2 separate regions of the Mus musculus genome follow, and region 2 is linked to region 1. A link is a loop called in an ENCODE intact Hi-C map of the cell type or tissue named here. Cell type or tissue: left cerebral cortex. All regions are shown on one strand. Each heading gives the region's core, and the rest is flanking DNA. Links, peaks and the distances in the headings are about the cores only.

Region 1 (9,474 bases), core at 513-8,512:
CTAAAAACCTCTGCATCATTGTAGACATTCATGGTGTGGTGACCCCAACTGCAGAAGAGAAGAGAATATACAGATTCTTCATCTGAACTGAGTTAACGTCCAGAATATATAATGAAACTAACACCTCAATATCAAGAAACAGAGAATCTGATTTTAAAATAGAGCAAAATATTTTTGAACAGATAAGTCATTTCTAAGAAGTGGAGTCACATTTCAGGAGACCAAGTGTATAAAAGCCAGCACAAAGATGATGCCAAAAAGCGAGATTCAGACAGGGCAGTGTCCAGAATTGTACAAGATACAATTCACACTGGATTTATGAACAGAGATGAACCATAGCACCAGCAAGAGAAGAGGGTCCTGGGACCCTGAGGTGGGAGGAAAGAGACTATTACACTAAGCTAGACAAAGTGGCTGAATATAGCTGGCTTCCTTTAAAAACTATCAGCATGATAACACTGGTTAAAAAAAAACTTCTAGGAATTGTATAAAATACTTAGTTGACTATTTTCATGACTTTGCTTTTTCTTACAGGCTTTAGAATGTGTGGTCGAATCGCTTGGCAGACAAAACGGTAGTTATAACCAAGATGGCTGGTCAGATAAAGCTGGGCTACTGCGACACAGAAATGGCCAAGGAATAATAAAAAGGTGCTTAATAGCATTGATCATTAGAGAATTCAAATCAAAACCACAAGAAGATATCAACTAACCTTGGCTCAAATGTCTGTGACAAAGAGCCAAGAAGCCACACTCTGATGGGCTGAGGAGAGACTGGAATCTCTGCACATGGTTGCTGGGAATGTAAATGACTGTAGCTATGTTGGAAAACAGTACAGCATTCCTCAAAAATCTGAAAACAAGACGTGTATGATCTAAAAGTTCAACCCTGGGTAGATAGCCAACGGAAAGAAAATCAAGTAAAAAGACACCAGTACCCCATGTTTTGTACAAAATGGAATCAACCTAATTGTGCACTGACAGATGAATGGATGAAGAAAATTGTTACCTGGATAATGGGATATGCTTTGGGTATAACAAGAATAAAATCCTGTCATTCATAACAGGTTGGACCTGGAAGACCCTCAGGAAATAGGCTGAGCACAAAAAGAAAACTCTGCATGACCTCACTCACGCAGAACCTGAGACCTGACGTCCCAGAAGGAGAAAGCAGACTTTGGTCCTCAAAGACTGCGAGAGAAGAGGGGAAAGAAAACAGGGTAAGATTTGTCACTGGCAAAAAATATGTAGATGGGAGAAATAAATCCTGGTGCTCCCACAGGATGACTACAGTTAACAAGATGTATTGCATTTTAAAATGACTAGAAGAGAGGATTTCAAATGGTCCTGTCACAAAAAAATTACTAAAGCTTGAAATTATAATATGCTAATTAGCACAGCTTGATAGTTACAGAAGATAAATATGTATAAAACATTACATTATACCCCATAAATATGTATGGTTAATATATGTCAAATCAAACGGAACAGAAACAATACAGAGCCAAGTCAAAATACAAGAGCCTCGGCCCAAGGACAAGGGAGGGAGAACGCAAACAAGAGTCTTCTAGCTATCTTGAATTATTTCGCCACCCAACAAAGATGTTTCAACCTGTAAAGAGCGGGCAGCATTGTATGCTTCTTGACTAATAGAGACACAATACTTTCAATTGCTTCTGTGGCTTAGAGAAGGAAAACGTAAGATACACGTGAACTGAGACTAGATCTTATGTCGCTGACAGTACTGTTTACATACACCAGACAACCCTTGTTTCTTACCCCTTCCCATGTGCCCATTTTCCAGCCCAGGAGACGGACAGTGTCTTTCTCTTCATTTCCCAGTGCCCATGGACCATTTCCACCTCCACAGGAGGCTGCCAGGGAACTCTGTGGGGTTGAATTCAGGGAGGAGACAGAGGTGGTCAGTTTGTGAAGATCAACCTCTTTTGATTCACAGCCAGAAAAGCCTCTAGGAAACTAGAGATTGTTTCTTCATTTCAGTAATCCAGAGCTCTCAGGTCAGAAAACTATGGGCCTCCACAGAGAAAGAGGCCGGCATTTGCCAGAGCAGGCTTTATTTCTCCTTTCATAGAAATAAAGAAAGGAAGGGGAAGAGGAGGGAACGAAGCAAGCAAGCATAAACTTCAAGGATGGAAGATAGAGGTCCTGGGACAAGTGGTAGCCCACCCAACACCACCCCATGTGCCCCATGCACTGTCCTGTTCTGGGGAGACAAGGTCTGGTGAGGCTGCCCAATCTGGACTGTAAGACAGACCTGGCAGGGGCATATTGTTTGGCAAGCACGATGCACTTTTAGTTATTTTAATTAGTTGCCAATCTGTAAAGATCTAGTGGTTTCACGTTAACAAAAGCTAGACTCCTGGTTCCCTCCAGCAGAGCTGGCTAGCCTGAATGTAAGCTTCTACTGCCCTCCCCAGTTAACCCTATTAGACCATGGTTTCACTCAGCACTTGCGCCCCCTGCCTGCCCCTGCAGCGACAGACCTGGGCATCTAAGGCATGGGCAGGTGTCTGTCCATCTATTTTCTTACCCAGAGAGCTCTCACCAGGCCAGATGAGTTAAAATCTGAGCCTGGGAAATGACCTGGCCTCTGTAGAAGAGGCTGAAAGGTCCAAGGTCTGGAGCCAGGGCTGGAAGGGGCTAAGGTGAAAGTGGTTAACAACTTATTTTCTTCTAGATGCTCTGTGGCAGTGAATGGCACCATTTTATAGTCCCTTTGTTGGAGCCAATCAGGGTCTGATTTACCTATCTCCCTAGCTCTACCCCCATTTGGCAGTAACTAACTTACTTCTCTTTCCCTAGAACAGCTTTGATGTCTTGGCTCTTCACTGTTTGGACTGACCCATTCTCAACGCCCTACACTTTACCCACATTTTCCATTCCAGATCAGGGAACACTGGGAATAGCACCCTTTTTTTTTTTTTTATCTCACCATTAAATTTAATAGAAAGGCTTGATTTGGCTTCTACGTCATTCTTCATACCTCAGAGCCACATTGGTTGCTTTTCACGGCACATTCACTTAGTCACAATCTGATTTTAATTAACAAAGAACTGAGAAACCACACCATGGGGTGAAGATCGAGATTTAGTGAAAATTCAAGCACCAAATACCAAGCCTCACTTTGGGACCAGGACCATAATCCCATATGTAAAATTAAAGGATCTATATAGTCCATAATATGTATCCATAATGGATTTAGTTTCCTACCTATAGACTAATTTATAATCAGTTGAGTTTCTAAGCTACGTTTGGATGAGGCTTTTCTGAGTGTTAAAGTGCCCGCCACCCCTTTCTGCTTGCTTTCTCCTCCTGTCTGGCTTGCTCTTATTAAATCAACCCTCAAAGGTCAGGCTGACAAAAGCCACTCAGCCAGGAAATAGAATCGGAAGAACAGCCCAAACCTTGGCGTGTCTCTTACGCAGGTCTGGAGATCACTTTGCTGTGACCTGGCTGTGCCTGAGAAGACACAGACCTGAAAGTTCCAGCACTTGTTCATAGCTGGCTTCGCCAACTGGCACTAGTCTTGATCTGTAGAACCTTTTAGAGAAGGCCATGTCTTCTATGTCCCACACCCCGGGACGCTGCATACTGGACACGAGAAATCACAGGCGAACAAAAGCAAGCCTTGCACAGAGACCTCAGGAGACTGGGACAGACAAAACCACAGGCTTCTGGGCCAATGGGGACACCCCAGTATCTGAACAAGGCATTTGGGGGGGAGGGGCACTGGTCTGTGTTGAGCATTTCTTGGAACCCTTTAGGGAAAGCCAAATTCCTCAAGAGATACCTAGACCTCAGAGAAGACTTGCATTTTTTTGCCAGATGTGTAAAGTTCAAAATCTCCAAAATTAAATAAAATACTAAATTGTACAATAAGGTTTCCACTAGCAAGCAATGGCAACATCAAACAAAACCCACGGCACCTTTTCACAAGATTCGTAATTTGAGGAGAAGGAGGGAATTGGGGTCTTTTCTTTTGTCTCTAGTCTCCAAATATATGCTTGCCCTGGAAGAACAAGCACCGTGTGCAGGAAAGGAAGAAATCAGCGTGAAGCCTGGCAGAGAGGCTTGAAGTCTCAGAACTCTGAAATCCCCCTGGGATCCAGACCCAGGGGCAGTGAGCCTGTTGCCCAGCGAGGTGGCTTCAGGGAGGACCGCGACAATCCCTATGCAGTGCACAAAGATCCCCACGGACAGGAGGGCATAAGCTATTTCTCATTGCTGTGAGACAACCCTAAAGGCTCATCGCCTTTCCCAAGTGGCTGGACAGGACTGTGCACCTCGGCTTCCTAGGCCCAGGGTTCTTTTGTGTTGGGTTCGAACACAGGAGCAGTCCTCCTGCGATGCGCTTAAGTCCCTCCCGCAGCTGCCAGGGCTGAAGCTTGCTCGCGCCACCTCCAGGCTAGGCTTGGTGACTTGGGTCCCCTTACCTCACTCCCGCAGCCTGATCCCTCACCCATCGCTCTCTAAAGCTTCCAGTAGAGAAGCCGGAAACATTCCAAGCCTGTCGCCTGCCCTGGGCGAGGTGGCAGATACTCACGTTTCAAGTGTTTGCCAAAGTGCCCGAACTCTGGTCACCAACCAGAACCACGAGGAAGATCTAAGTGGCTGTTTTGCAGGCAGCGAGAAAGATCAAGCAGATGGCCAGCAGGCAGCCCCGTATTTTACTCGAGCTCCCCCAAAATGCTTCTCGGTGCCGCCAACGCAGCTGCCAGGTTTAATAACTGTGTCAGACAGCCCGCCCCTCCCCTCACGGGGGCGCCGCAGATGACAGGCGGGAGACCCAGTCGGCGCCTTGTGCTACAGTCTCCCAGCCTTGGCCACAGTAAAGATTGCACGGGGGACACATGACACCATGGTTCAAATGCCAAAGAATCGTCAAAAAACCTCGCTTCTTTCCTATTCACTTGGAACATATATCTGATGGGTTCCCGGCAGCATTTCTTTCGGAAAACAAGACTAATGAACCAAACCAACGACAAGTACTGTGCAGAAGAGCTAACCTGCATCTCAAATAGAAAGGACCTTATGCGTCCTCCTCCAGCCCAGTTCCGACTTGACTCCTGGGCCTTGGTGGGATGTCCTGAGCACCGCGCGATGCGCAACAAACCTATGCTACTGTGCCTCAGGTTTTAGTGGCGCACGTCAACTCCCTGGTCTGTTCCTAGGACTCTGTTCCACAGGACCTTACTGTATGAGGACGCTCCGCTGCGGTTCATCCACTGGGACCATTTCCCAATCGCAAGTGGCTCCTGGAGACAAGCTGGATACACACACCACGCTGGGAGGAATCCTCGGTTTTCAAAGTGCACCACGAAAGCGGAATATTCCACCGAAAGTTACGATCCGCAAGTACAAGGCCTGCCTGAGCACTCCTCAGCCCAGCGGCCACGCCTCTCAGTTCCCCAAGGGTCCTCACCCTAGCTAGCCCCGCCCTAAGGGCGCTTTTCTGGGCATGCACCTGCTTCCACGCTGCAGAGTGGTTGCCTTGGAAACCCTGGAGAGCTGGTGCTCTCTGCAGACACGCTGTTGCCCTGACAACTGTGACCCAGCTCTTGGGCGTGCCAGGAAGAATGCAAATGGATGCTACATTAAATGCGGATTCAGGGCTATAGGAGGGACTGGTTGGTAGGGTTGGGATGCGAAAACAGCTGTATTAGGGTATGCAAGCTGAGCCTCAAGATGGGGTCGGTGTGTATCGCCGACTAGAAACATTGTGTTCTTCACCAAGCCCAGTTACATTTGGCTGTAAGACAAATTCCGGAGTTGTTCTAGCGTCCCTCTTTCACTCTGCTTAAGATGTTTAAATGGGATTTCCCAGCAGGAACTGGTTCCAGGTAGGAATAAGAAAAAGCCCTTCAGTATGTTGAAAACAGTGAAGGCCTACTGGGGATAATAGTTAACCATGGGTGACGTCATATGCAGACCTCCGAGACTCTGGTTGTGACGAGCACGTGGCTAACACAATTTCACTCACTGTTTGAGAAAGGTAGGGCCGGGAAAAGCAAACTGTACTTATTAAAAACCCAAATGTGCACGTGTCGTCTTGAGAGCTGAGTTAGGGGCTTAAACCCATCAAGCCACAGATAGGTGCTTCTGTTAAGGAACTAGGACATCATGGAGAGGGCTCAGCTGAAAACCAAGGTTCTGGGCAAGGGCTACGGAGACTGAAGGCTAGGGTGGCCTGTCGGGAAGTGGGAGCGTTTGCAATGTTGCCCTTCAAGTAAGAGAATGGATTAAAGGACTGATGGGAAACAAAACCTTCCCAGTCTACACATTAGACATCTATACAAGTGTGAAATTTAGGTGACAGCTGACTCTTTTGTAAGTGTCCAGTCTCTGCAACAGTGAAGCAGAACCCAGTGGGATATTTTCAAAGTACTGACAGCAAATAGCCATTGTGTTAGTTAGGGGTCTCTAAAGAACAGACCCAACAACCCATAAACTGAGGGTCTGTGACATGACCACATCACCCCTTAAAGGTCCTGTCTCTTACCACGAATTTTAAGTGTTTTGGCAAATATGATGGTTTAAATGAGAATGACCCCCATAAGCTCATATATTTGAACACTTGGTCCCCAGTTGGTGGAATTGCTTGGGAAGGATTAGGCTTGTGGCCTTATTGGAGAAGGTGTGTCCCAGTAGGGATGGGCTTTGAGGTTTCAAATGCCCATGTCACTCCCAGTTAGTTCTCTCTGCTTGGTGTTTGAAGATAAGACAAACGCTCTCCGCTACAGCTCTAGAGCCATGCCTTCTCCCCTGCTTTTATGCTTCCTGCATGGACTCCAACCCTCTGAAACTGTAAGTCCCCAATAAATTCTTTCTTCTACAAGTTGCTTTGGTCATCATGTCTTAACACAGCAATAGAAAAGTATTCAGACAGTAGGGATCTTCAGCCCGTAGCATACCTTAACAAAACGGACAGAGAGGAATTTTCTTCTCTATATTTTATCCATCAATTTAAGTTGTTATGTTCATGTAGCAGGAATTTCTCTACACACACAATCCACAAAATGAATCTGCCTGTCTTGATTCCTCCCTGTCCTCCACATTCCAAACTCAACATAGAATCCAGACATGGTGTCCAGGCATTCTACCAGTGAGTTTCAGTTGTAGCTCCAACTAAGACTTTCCCAACAGTGTCTACATTTGTCTAAGTGTGAGTCCCTCCCCTCCCTGTGTCCCTCCCTCCCTCTGTCTCCACCCCTCATACTCACCCACTCTCTAATCTCCCTAAATCTCTATGCTATTGGATGGAAGCTAGGGTCCAGCGCATGCTAGACGCATGTCCCCACTGTGCTGTACCTCCCGGCCCCGCCTGCATGTTTAAGGGTGTGGCATGGCCCGCTGTTCTAAAGACCTCAAGCCACATCCACAGGGATACACCATGCATGCCTGGGGTTACTGCGGTATCCCAGGGCTGGGCACATATTCACCCCGATAAATATTTGTTAAATAAACAAGCCCGGCCCCAAAGCAATCCTGAACCCTAAAACAACCTGACCACACATCTCCTCTCCAGTTCAGCTGTGACCACCTTCAATTCCATTATGAGAATCTTTCTAAGTGAGAATTGAAAGTTGGACAGTTAGGACCCATTTGTGCTCCACTACAGGAGCTGCTATTATTATCTGGGCTTGTTGCCCAGCCTGGACTCGGGGGACCACCATGCGAGAGAACACAGAGGATCTGGGAGCTGTGTCTATGAGCTGCTTTGCTGGCTCATCTCCTTCCGTTTCCAGTCTTCTCTGGCCCTGCGGACTCAGGGTGCTGTTTTATTTCCAGGTAGTCCTTTTAAAGCACAATGATCAATTAGCCATTTTAGGAGCATCTGAGTATCAGGGCCAAAGCCCTTTGGGATCAGGCTGAATGCAGAAGGGCAGGCTGTGGACTCTCGGAGAGGGATGAGGTCAAAGGGTATTGGACATTTCTCTCCCCCCAAAATTAAGTAGGCTCACCATTTATTTGAACTTGGCCTTCAGTGATTTATTTACGCACACCACACCTACTTCCCTTCCAGGTCAGGACTAAGTGCGCAGACCCTTCCTGTCTATTATGCCCTCTCAGCAAAACAGAAAAAGGAAAGCACAAGATGGGCAGGCACTTATTTCTCTGCCTATCACGTACATCACATACATATGTAGCCACAAGCCATATATTTGCTACTTAAAAACAACAGTTTCGCAAGGCTGGGGCTCAAATCCACATGCACCGTAGGCAAATGCTTTATCACAGAGCTATATTCCCAGCCCATTTGTGGACCACTTGAACGTGTGACATAGTATGCATTGCTATTTCTGATCCCATGTCTATACCCCGCCCCCCTAGCAATGAGACCTGAAGTTTCCAGAGGTAATATGACTTGGGTGACACTAAACTTCTTCCAATTCCCTAGAGGAGGTCTCCACAGTTATAAACCAACTGTCACTCCCACTGTGTCCTTTAGACACTGGCACTCATGCCAGGAGAAAGATGTATGCTGGGTCTTGTGGGGTGGGTGCGCGGGGTAGAATAAGCCTACTTATCTCACAGCAGCCGGTTCTAGCGGAGATCAAGGCTTTCACCCTAAGTGATGTCTGTGGAGATGCAGACACTAGATCTGCACAGCATTTGTCCTGCATGGAGATCCCGTCCCGGAGGCAAGCAGAAGTGGAGGCTGTGTGTGGAACCCAAGAATAACACCACTTCCGGGAAGAGAGATGATGACCGGAAACCAGGGTTAGCCCTTAGTCTCACCCCCAGGTCCCATGTCTGCAGCTAGCTTCATTTCCTAAAGCTCCCACTAAGTCCTGAGATGCACTATCATTAGCCAAGGGTCAACTGTCCGAGGTAATGAGCCTGTGGGGACATTTACATTGGAGCCCTACCTTCCAGTGGCTCGAGGGTAAGTCCTCAGCCTGGGAAGTGCCACATTTCCTTGCCCTTTTGATCAGGTGTGGTTTTGATACAAATCCTGCATCATTCATGAGTACAGATAGGGAAGGGTCAACCTTCCTTTTTATGTGATATTCTCTATAATGCCCTTTTCCTCTTCATGTCCATATGAATTTGTCTGTCTGAACAGATTGGTTCCTAGCGGGGTTTCTCCTGTCCTATGGAAGGTGCTGTCTTAGGGTTTTACTGCTGTGAACAGACACCATAACCAAGGCAAGACTTATAAAAAACAGCATTTAATTGGGGCTGGCTTACAGGTTCAGAAGTTCAGTCCATTATCATCAAGGTGGGATCACGGTATCATCTCAGCAGGCATGGTGCAGGCAGAGCTGAGAGTTCTACATCTTCATCTGAAGGCTGCTAATGGAAGACTGTTTCCAGGCAACAAGGGTGAGGGGCTTAAGCCCACACCCACAGTGACACACCTACTCCAACAAGGCCACACCTCCAAATGATGCCACTCCCTGGTCCAAGAATATACAAACCATCACATTCCACTCCCTGGGCCCCAATAGGC
Region 2 (9,474 bases), core at 677-8,676, 110 kb before region 1:
TTTTACTAGAGTCTGGATTAGGACATGAAGTTAAAGAATTAAGACAACAACAACAAAAGTCTTAGGGATATTTTAAGCCAATAGTTTAAAAGATCTGAATAATGAACACCATGAAACATTTATGAAATGAACTTAAGGAGCCATTAATAAGTGGAAAATAGTCTGTGTTCACGGATTGGAAGAGTACATAGTAGAAAGATGTCCATACTACTTAAAGTAATCTACAAATTCAATGCAATGCTCACCAAAATCCCAATGACATTTTTTTTCAAAGAAGTAGAAAAAGCAATGCTAAAATTCATGTCTAACCACAGAAACCTCCAAAAAAGCTAAAGCAATTCTGAGGGAAAAGAGCAAAGCTAGAGACATTATATTCTCTGATTTCAACATCTGCTTCAAAGCTATTCCTGACAAAAACAGCATAAAAAGGACACACATTAGTGGAATACAAGACCCGGAGATCATGATGGCACCTGTAATTCCAGCATTTGGCAGTCCAAGGCAGGGAATATAGAATTTAAGGGGAGTCTGGGCTACAAAGTGTGCATAGTGAGATTGTCTCAGAAACAGACAAAAACTCAACAGACCACAAAGAGAATAAGAATACCCAGAAATAAAGCCACACGTTTATGGTTAATTGATCTGTGACAAAGAGGAGGGAGACAATGGGGACAGGAGAGTCTCTACAATAAATGGTGTTGGGAAATCCAGATGTTGACATGAAGATTACTAGAGGCTGACCTCATATCAAAGACAAAGGGCAATCCACACTGGATTAAAGCCTGGAAGCCTAGGACCTGAAGCTGCAAACCCTGCAGGAGGAAGCACGGGAGAGGAACTCATTACACTGGTGTGAGCAATGGCTTTTAGGTCTGAGCCTAACAGCACCCTTGACAAAGCCAAACAGAAGGGAAGAAAATCCACGCCAGCCATGCAGCTACTAAAGCATTGATATCCAAGATGCATAAGGAGCTAAAATAATTTCATAAACTTTTTTTTGTTGTTTTTTTATTAGTCTCTTCACTCGTGTGATAGTTTTGTTTATTAAACAGAAATTTCTTAGCTTAATGTTTTTGCTTTTGTTGCCAAGTTGTGGTACTCATAAAAAGAAATTAAGAAGAATCATTGCTTTTGTAACCTTGAGCCTGAGCTCCTTCTGCCTCAGATCTCAAATGCTGGAATTATATTGGTACAGCAGTGCGGCTGGGCTCAGGCTCCAACCAATCAATGGTGAGAAGACAACCTGGGGCCAATGAGGTGCACAGCAGGTAAAGACTGATTTAGTGGTCTGTTTGGTGGTCAGAGCTCTTAGAGAGGAAGGAGAGAGCCAACCCTGAAGTTGTCCTCCGACCCCCACATACATGCTGAGGCACTTGTACCCCAATAATAGTAATAATAATAATAAATTTAAATGTGATTTAAACATGGGCAAATGATCTAAATAGACATTTCTTAAAAGACATACAGGTGGCCAATAATAATAAAAGAGGTCAACATTACTAACAACCAGGAGAATGCCAATTCAAACCAACCAACCATCAAAAAGACAAGATAAATGTTGACAGGGATGTGAATAAAGGGAGCCTCATCATTGCTGAGGTGAAGGTACACTTGTAGCCATTATGTAAACAGTAGGAAGGCTCCTCACATAATTAAAAATGGTACTAACATATAGTTCATGACTACTACTAGGATTCCCCCCAAAATGAAATTGATTCTCGGGACCCTATCATTGTGACAACATGGAAGAATCTAAAGGACAACTTTGCATTTTATGGACATGGAAGCTGAGGCTGAAGGAAGCAGAACGCTAGGCCCAAGGCTCAAATGGAAGACCTGGAGCAGCAGGATCCGTCCTGCGTCTGTCTGAACTTGTCCCCTGGAACCATTCTACACAGGTGACCAGCAGGATCCAGTCCTGCGTCTGTCCTAGCTTGTCCCCTGGAATCATTCTACACAGGTGACCAAGAAAGTCATGCTCCGAATGGACAAGTTAACGTGTCATTCCACAGTCTTTACCGGGATTCAGCCTTGAGAACTAACAGGGCAACTCGGCTCACAATGTTCCAAGGAGCCAAGGAGCCGGAGTTGCCCCAGGCAGTCTGAGGAGAATAGATGGTGAGAAAAGATGGCCAGCATGGTCTCCTACTCCTTCCCTCCCCGAGCGCACATGCAGTTCTGCAGATTCCTAGTTTCTGAAGTTCTGTGGTAGAAAAGTCTATTTCCTTTCTAGGTGTGTCAGTTAACAAACTGTGCAGTAGCACTCTCAGGCCCAGTGATGTAGACACAGGAGGGAGTAGGGGAGGCAGGCTGCGGGTAAAGACAGAACGAGGAGAACGAGGCAGGCTGCAGGTCCTTTCTGAAACAAAATGCAAGCTTTGCTTTTCCTTAAGAATGTCTGAATGCCCTTTTTTTTTTTTTTTTTTTTTTTTTTTTTTTTTTTTTTTTTGGTTTACTTTTAGGTCGCTTCCTCTTGGGAAGCCAAGCAGTGAAAACAAACATAGGTAAAAAGCGCCAGGTAATAAATCAGAGGGAGGGGCAACCACATTCCGGTCTCTGAGCCCAGGCTACACCTCTGGGCTTCATCCCCAGCCCCGCCCAAACCCATTTCCTTCTCCACCCAGAGGTCTTAGGCACTGTTTTCCAGCTCTGCACAGCTGGCTGACCACACAGCTTGCCCTGTGGACTGACCCCCACAGATCTCCCACTCCTTGCAGGAGTGGAGGCAGAGAGGTATCTGAATTCCGTTTGTGGGACTGCCACCGCCCAAGCCCCACAGATTTCACAGAAATACAAGAATTTGCCAGACGCAAGGCTCTTTGCATTTGGGTTAGACAGGAGTCCTCCAAAGACACACCCACCAAAGTGAGAATCTTTTTTAAAAAATTGTCGTTGTACTGTTGGTTTTTCTCCCGCCCCTGCCCCCCCCCCTTCTTGTTTCAGCTTCTCACTGGCTGCATTTATCAGGAAAAGGGGGGAGGGGAGGAGGAAAGAAAGGAGGAAACGGAAGAAGAAACATTTGGGAAGAGCCTACAGAAACTAGCCCAACAAAATAACCAGAAGCTCCCCACCTGCTCGTAAATGCAGGATTCCGATTGGCAGGAGCGCTTGCCAGGTAGCCCCTTAGCCACCGAGTCAGGGGACAGCGCCCACTCCTTACCGACTCGGAAGATCAGGTCGTCCTCGATGGGGTTCTCTTTTCGCTTGCCGGTGCTGTACATGCTGGCAGGTCTCTTCACAGCCTTCTGCTTGACGTGCCCGCTCCCCGGGGACTTGACTCGTCGCTTCACGCCCTCGGTGGTGGGGGACACGTCGGCAGAGCGGATGACCTTGAGCTTAAACGGGCTGCCTCGGATATGCTGGTCGTAGAGCCTGAGGGACAGGGTGAAGTCCCCCTCCTTCTGCACAGTATACAAGAACTCGTAGGTGCCGTTCTTGTTGTCCAGGATCTCTCCGTCGGCCACGCTGCCGTCCGGGGTGCTGAGCTCAGCGGTGAGGTATGCGTTGCCTGTCTTGCACAGCTCTCCGTCTTTGTCCTTGGTGGTTATAGTAACGGACATGGGCTGCCCGATGATGGTCTGCCGCAGCCCCTCCCCCGTGGCCACCGTCTCAGAGGCGACCGCGTTAGTGGTGAGGATGGTCCCCAGGTTGTGGATAGACTTCTTCAGTCCCTCCGTTTCCACGATAAAATCCAGCTGGTCGTTCTCGCGCGGGTGCAGTGGGAAGTCCTGGTCCGCCAGTTCGTTCAGCTTCTCGCTCATCTGCTTCTTCACCAGCAGCACCTCCGTCTCCGTGCCATGGTTGAGGGCCTGAGCCGTGAAGTTGCTGCAGCTCTTAATGCTTTCCTGGCCTTGGAGCAGGGTATCCAGCTGCGACTGCAGCACCTGCCGGGGACACAGAGGCAACGAGCGCTTCCTACAGGACACCGTGCAGCCTGCAGGACACTTGGCTAGGAGCTGGGGCAGAGCCCTCCTCCCAAAAGAACCAACCTCTACGCCCGCCCACTCAGGTGGCTCGGAACCATCTGCATTCCATTTAACCCAGTGAACCCATGCAGAACGCTAAGTTGCATTTCCAGTATCATCTGGAGATTTCCCTTCCGCCTCACCCTGCCTCTCACCCACACGTGCATTTCTTAGGTCATCTGTTTACCTGGGGCTAAGAGAAGAAAGGACGCTACCAACAGCAAACAAATTGTCTGCTTGATGCGAATTAGTCATTACCCAGTGGCCTTTCCCTAGCGTTTAGAGCTGCCAGTCACGACCTCAGGGAACAAAACCCAACCATTTGAGAAGTCTCTACACCTGAATACCCGAAGCTCTCCACCCTGGCTTGGTGAACAGACTTGCAGAGCCAAACAAAGGCGGCAGTCAGGTTCGCTTTGAAGTTGAGGAACAGGTTGGTGTGGGTGAGAGAGAGAGCAGTGAAGAGGCTCCTCCACCCTATAATTAAGGAAGGAAAACATTCCAGGCGACCTTAAGCCCTGAAAGCATTTCTATATGCAACCTCTCCTTAGGGAGAACTATAAGTTGCGACAGAAAGTTCACGGAATCCGAGTTTGGTTGAATATCTACTAAATGTAAAGGGCACTGTTGGTCCCCAGGAAGTACAGTGGTGTAGGTCCATTCCTGCTACCGCCACTGTTAGAACGCAGTAAGCAGGCGCTGGGAGTGCAGTCACCCCCACTCCCCCCCCCCCCAAGAAGCCTGCAGGACTGCAGAGCCTTACTTTGTGTTTGAGACCATAGTTGACCTCCAACTCCATGAGCAGCACGCTCTTGCGAACATTTAAAGTCTTCTGCAGCTCATCAAAGGTGGAGTGGATGTCATCCACAATGCTGGCCTTTTGGTTGGTTAACTGATGGATGATTTCTGAGATGAACTGAAGAGCAGAATCTATTTCTGGGAGTCTGAGAGACAGGAGAGTTGTTAGTGGTCATTATTTAACTTCTACCTAGGAATACTCCAAAGCCTGCCTATACCTTCAGTCTCTAAATGCAAGCGCTTTTTACTATGCTGCTTGCATCACCTTTAAAAGGAAACATGAAGGAACAAGTGAGTCCTTCAGGGTCACCTCTATTTAAATCTCCCTTCAACCATCTGGGTTAACTATTGATGGTGCAAAGGTCTTGGCGGAACGGTTATGGCCAGATAGTCCTTGTAGCAGAGGATGCCCTGTGCATATAGGATGCTTAACAGAGTTCCCTCCTCTACTCCACATCTATAGCATATTCCTACACTGTTGCTAAGACACCTAAAATGGGTTTAGGTATCACCAAATGTGTGTGTGTGTGTACAGAATTGCCCATGGTAGAGAACCGCTATATTCTAAGTGTCTAGCTATATCTTTTTTTTTTTCTTCCAACAACATAAACTTTGAAGAATTCAGAGTACCTGGAGAACTCTTGTAAGTTTTCAAGTTCCTTCAGGTAACATTGAACAACTATGCTTTTCTCCCTAGGACTGTTGACAGTAGGACTATTGGCTATTTTGTTTTACAGCAGGTTGTTAACCTCCTTTTTAGTTTCTCTCATATAGGACATGACTACTATATTCATTTGTGTCCATACCAAAAGGGGAAAAAACAAAAACCAACCCTCAAGACAAACAGAGGAGGAAATTTGAGCAACCGCTGCTCAGCACCATTGTGCAGGGCTCAGGCTGAGAGTAGCTGTCCCAGCTACCACCACAGGCAGAGAAGTATGTCAGCAGCTCTGATTTCAGGCAGGAATTTCTGGGATCACATGATCAAGAAGAACATAGGATTTAGTTATGCATACAGGCTAGCATGACCGTAGCTACCATCTCAGAGACGCTGGATGTCAGGCCAGGCCTCCCATGGGATGGGGAGTCTGGAGGGGCACGGTACCTTTTGTTGACTGCGTCCAGCTGGACCTGGAGCGAGGCCTTGTGCTGCTCCACCACATCCTTCAGCGGGACTGTGGGGTGCTCCGCGTGCTCCCCCTCCGTGCACTCCCGACACATGGCGGTCTCACAGGACTGGCAGTAAAATTCCATCACCTGTGGGTAACACAGAGAGCTTACCCTGCAGGAAGCACATATGCATTCTCCCATCACACCCGGTCACTAAAGCTGCTGTGGTTACAGTGCCCAAATGTTGATATGGCAGGCCTCAAACAGGTGCATGCGACACCAAAAGCCACTGCTATGGCTCTCAAGCACTTTGGTCTCTGAACCTCTCTAAGCTCTTTTAAAAAGTGCTGAGAACTTCAAAAGGGCTCTCTGAGCCAGGCATGGTGGGGGAAGTCGTTAGTCCCAGGAGGCAAAGGAAGATGGAGTTTAGTAAGTGCCTGGCCGACCCGGTCTACATAGCAAGTTTCAAGGCAGTCACAGCTACACAGTGAGACCCTGTCTCAAAAAAAAGTACTTTTGCATATGTGGATGCTTTCTATAGATATTTGTCATATTAAAAATGAAACAAAACATTATTAATGTAATGTAATGAAAAAGTAATTGTGAAGCCACTTAAATACGAGTGGTGAGTAATGTGATTTGTTACTTAAGATGAAAATGTTGGAACTTGGCATTGCTCTCCATCTCAATGCATCTCTGCAGTGTTCCACTGGACAGAAGGCAGCTGGATTCTCCTCGCTGCTTCTGCATTCATCCTGTCATGATAGAATGTATCAGACAGACCCTGGAATGCTCCACTGCATACACTTGGGAGAGTGGAAACAAACGCTGCCTTTCTATTGTTGTGCTAAGACTGCAGTATTCACCTTGTGGATCTCCACCCCACCCCCGCCCCAGGTCTGTGGACAAGGGGGTGGGGGTGGGGGTGGGGCTCTCCTGAACTTCATTTAAAACTGCCACTGCTTGAACAAAGATGCACTCCGCTGTTCTCATCCTGGCTCCATCTCACATTTACCTGAATGGCCATAGGCAAATGACCTAACTCTACTGAGTCTCAACTTCCACCTCTGTCAAGCAGAGAAGGATGGTAGTATCCATGACAGTAACAGGCTCCACTGGGCTGCTGTGCAGACTGAATTAATACACACAAGAACTTGAGGATGCTCGGTACCAGCTCAGAATAGTTCCCAGTTAGTAGCTGCTGTGGTGATGACAATGACATCATCTGGTTGTCCTTAATGTGAAATTAAGCCACTTATCCTACTAAGGATGGACACTTAGTAACAATGTAACACAAAGCCTGTTTTGAATTCTCATAAGACTTTTGAGGGAGAGCTTTATGTGGCGTTTTCAGTCATGCACATACCAAAAAGGGCGTGCATCCTGACCCAGCTTGACCAATGATGGGTTTTTCACAGTGCCACTGAAACCAACAAGGTCCTGACAAGTACTCAACACTTCGGGGTCTGGGGTTGTGGAATCACAGGATGTCCTTACTTATGGTTCTAGAGTTTCGTGTCATGACAACCCAAAGGACTCCTTCCTTATTCCTCTCACTGTTTGCGATAGTATTTTCTGGAGCTGGTTGTATTTTGGAAACAATCTTTCTGAGTGACCCAGGTTCAGATAAAAGTCCTTCAAAACATTTCCACAATAATCTCAGACTTCATGCACCATTGTACTTTGATGCAGAACCATAGTAAATTACAGGAATGTGTATTTCATTTTAATTTTTTGTCATATAAAATGACCTTTGAGGACCGACTACACCTGGGCCATAAATTGGAAATGCCACCCTTGTTTTTTGGAGATCGGGATCAATTCATTTTTAAAAGCTTTGTCACATAGGAAGATCTGTTAGGCTTGGACCATAAATTGGAAATTTCCTTTCTTTCTCTCCCACCCCCCTTTTTTAGGAGCAGGGATGGGGCTCGAACCCAGGGCTTTGTGTATGGTAGGCAGATGTTGAACCACTGAGTATCATTGTAGCCCAAAGTTTTCTCCGTCCATCTCCTGTTCAAAATATCTCCTCGAGCTCTACTAAATTGTATGTTAATAGCAAACTCAAAAGGAAATTTGAACCTTCCAAGGGAAGACTGAATGTTTGCTTTTTATTTAAAATACATGTGATTCAGTCCAGTTCACCACGCAGAAACTACTAGATAAGGTGTGAGCTAAGGGGTCCTCTCAGTCGATCTTCCTTTCTCTGGTTGGAGCTGCACTTCAGATTGTTTATAGTTCTTTAACATATTCTTTGCTTCCACCAGTCAGGAAACAGGAGGACCTAAAACTAATGCAATGTTCTGCTAAATTTTCTACCGTAAAGTTTCTAGAAATTACTTTTGGAAATGCAAATATTAGGTGACAATATATGAGCCGTGTATCACAAATGTTTTATTTATTTAAAAAAATCAGTAATTTAAAAGGACTCTTGCCTTTCAAAGAGCTGGTGAAAGGAATTATTTTTAAAAAATTCCAATAAATTCTGTAAACTTTTTTTTTAAAAAAATGTCTTCCCCAGAATCCATGGAGAACGATTTTGGAAGGGCTGAAGATCCTCCCAGTGGTCCTTGGGGCACTACCCTGTGAGGGCTGAGGCTCTTTTCACTTCTTGCCTTCAGCAGGTGGTTCATGGTACCAGAACTTTTCATTTATGGATCATACATAACAAATATTTCACCTTCATAATAAATACTCAGGAAATCCCACCAGTGCAGGAAATCACCGTGTGGAGGAGTCAGGAATGGAATGTGAAGGCTTCCTCCCTCAGGTTCTGCAGGGTGTGGGGACTAATGCGAGTATCTGGGCTGGAGAGTGTGACACACTAACAGTGCTCAGCCAACCCACTGGCACATTTCCACTGTCAACCGAGGCTGCCTCCGTGTAGAATGGGTTAGGCAAGGCAACGCTTAGTTAGAAGTTTGAGTCTGTGCTGTCGTCAGAGATCTCAAACACGGTGCCATCTTACTGGTACTTGCTGGCCTGAGTTCGATTGCCCTTGGCAGTCTGAGGCGTGAGCTGATGTGGGGAGAAAGTTTTATGAAGAGAAAAGCCTGAAGTAAGACATGGACACTGACAATCTGAAATCTCATCAAGAGCAGAGCCCATCACTCTTGGGTTGCCAGCCCTCTTAACCTGTTCATTTCGCTTTATGTGTGTGAGCATTTTGCCAGGGCCTTGCAGAAGAGGATGCCACATCCTCTGGAACTAGATTTGCAGATGATTCAAAGCTGTCATTTGCATGCCTGAACCCGGATCCTTGGCAAAAGCAACCAGTGCTCCAACCATTGAGCCATCTGTCTCTCCAGCCCCTCTTCTTAATTTATGTTTTCAACAGTTGGTGGCAGGAAAATGGATTTACTGAATAAGAAGATCTCTGTCGTATCACTAGCTGATGACTAAGCTAACCTAATGGAACATAGTTTCAGTGGTCACACGTGACAAAAATTACAGCCTTTACAAAATTGGCCCAGAAAAGTCACTAAGTAAAAAGAAAAAGCCAGAGAGAGAGAGAAAGAGAGAATGAATAATGGAGAGAAACTATGAGTTGCAACAAAATTACCTTTCTCTCATTTACTTTTCTTTTTAAACATAGAATTTC

The links. Hi-C counts contacts between places; a loop is a spot of excess contacts. Peaks named below come from ENCODE experiments on the same cell type or tissue, not always from the same donor. Only the 100,000 strongest peaks of a DNase experiment are listed, where the experiment ranks them.
Region 2: a loop joins it to region 1, with 3 times the contacts of the local background. A loop is called at or near these places in 1 of 42 quality-filtered maps.

What each region holds. Positions count from the first base shown.
Region 1 is chr3:84,300,027-84,309,500 of GRCm38, forward strand. It overlaps a transcript of Trim2 not described here. Among named protein-coding and RNA genes, the nearest start is that of Trim2, 45 kb to the left of the region's middle. In left cerebral cortex, for the core only: CTCF peaks have their summits at 2,470 and 4,430 (motif pointing left); DNase peaks (open chromatin) are centred at 2,438, 4,447, 4,706 and 5,513; H3K4me3 peaks cover 2,086 bases; H3K27ac peaks cover 1,977 bases.
Region 2 is chr3:84,187,353-84,196,826 of GRCm38, forward strand. Trim2 (tripartite motif-containing 2) reads right to left here. Exons shown (of 12, transcript NM_001271727.1): 4 at 5,869-6,020; 5 at 4,729-4,909; 6 at 3,161-3,884. Among named protein-coding and RNA genes, the nearest start is that of Mnd1, 36 kb to the left of the region's middle. In left cerebral cortex, for the core only: no CTCF peak of the experiment used is centred there; DNase peaks (open chromatin) are centred at 3,803 and 4,045.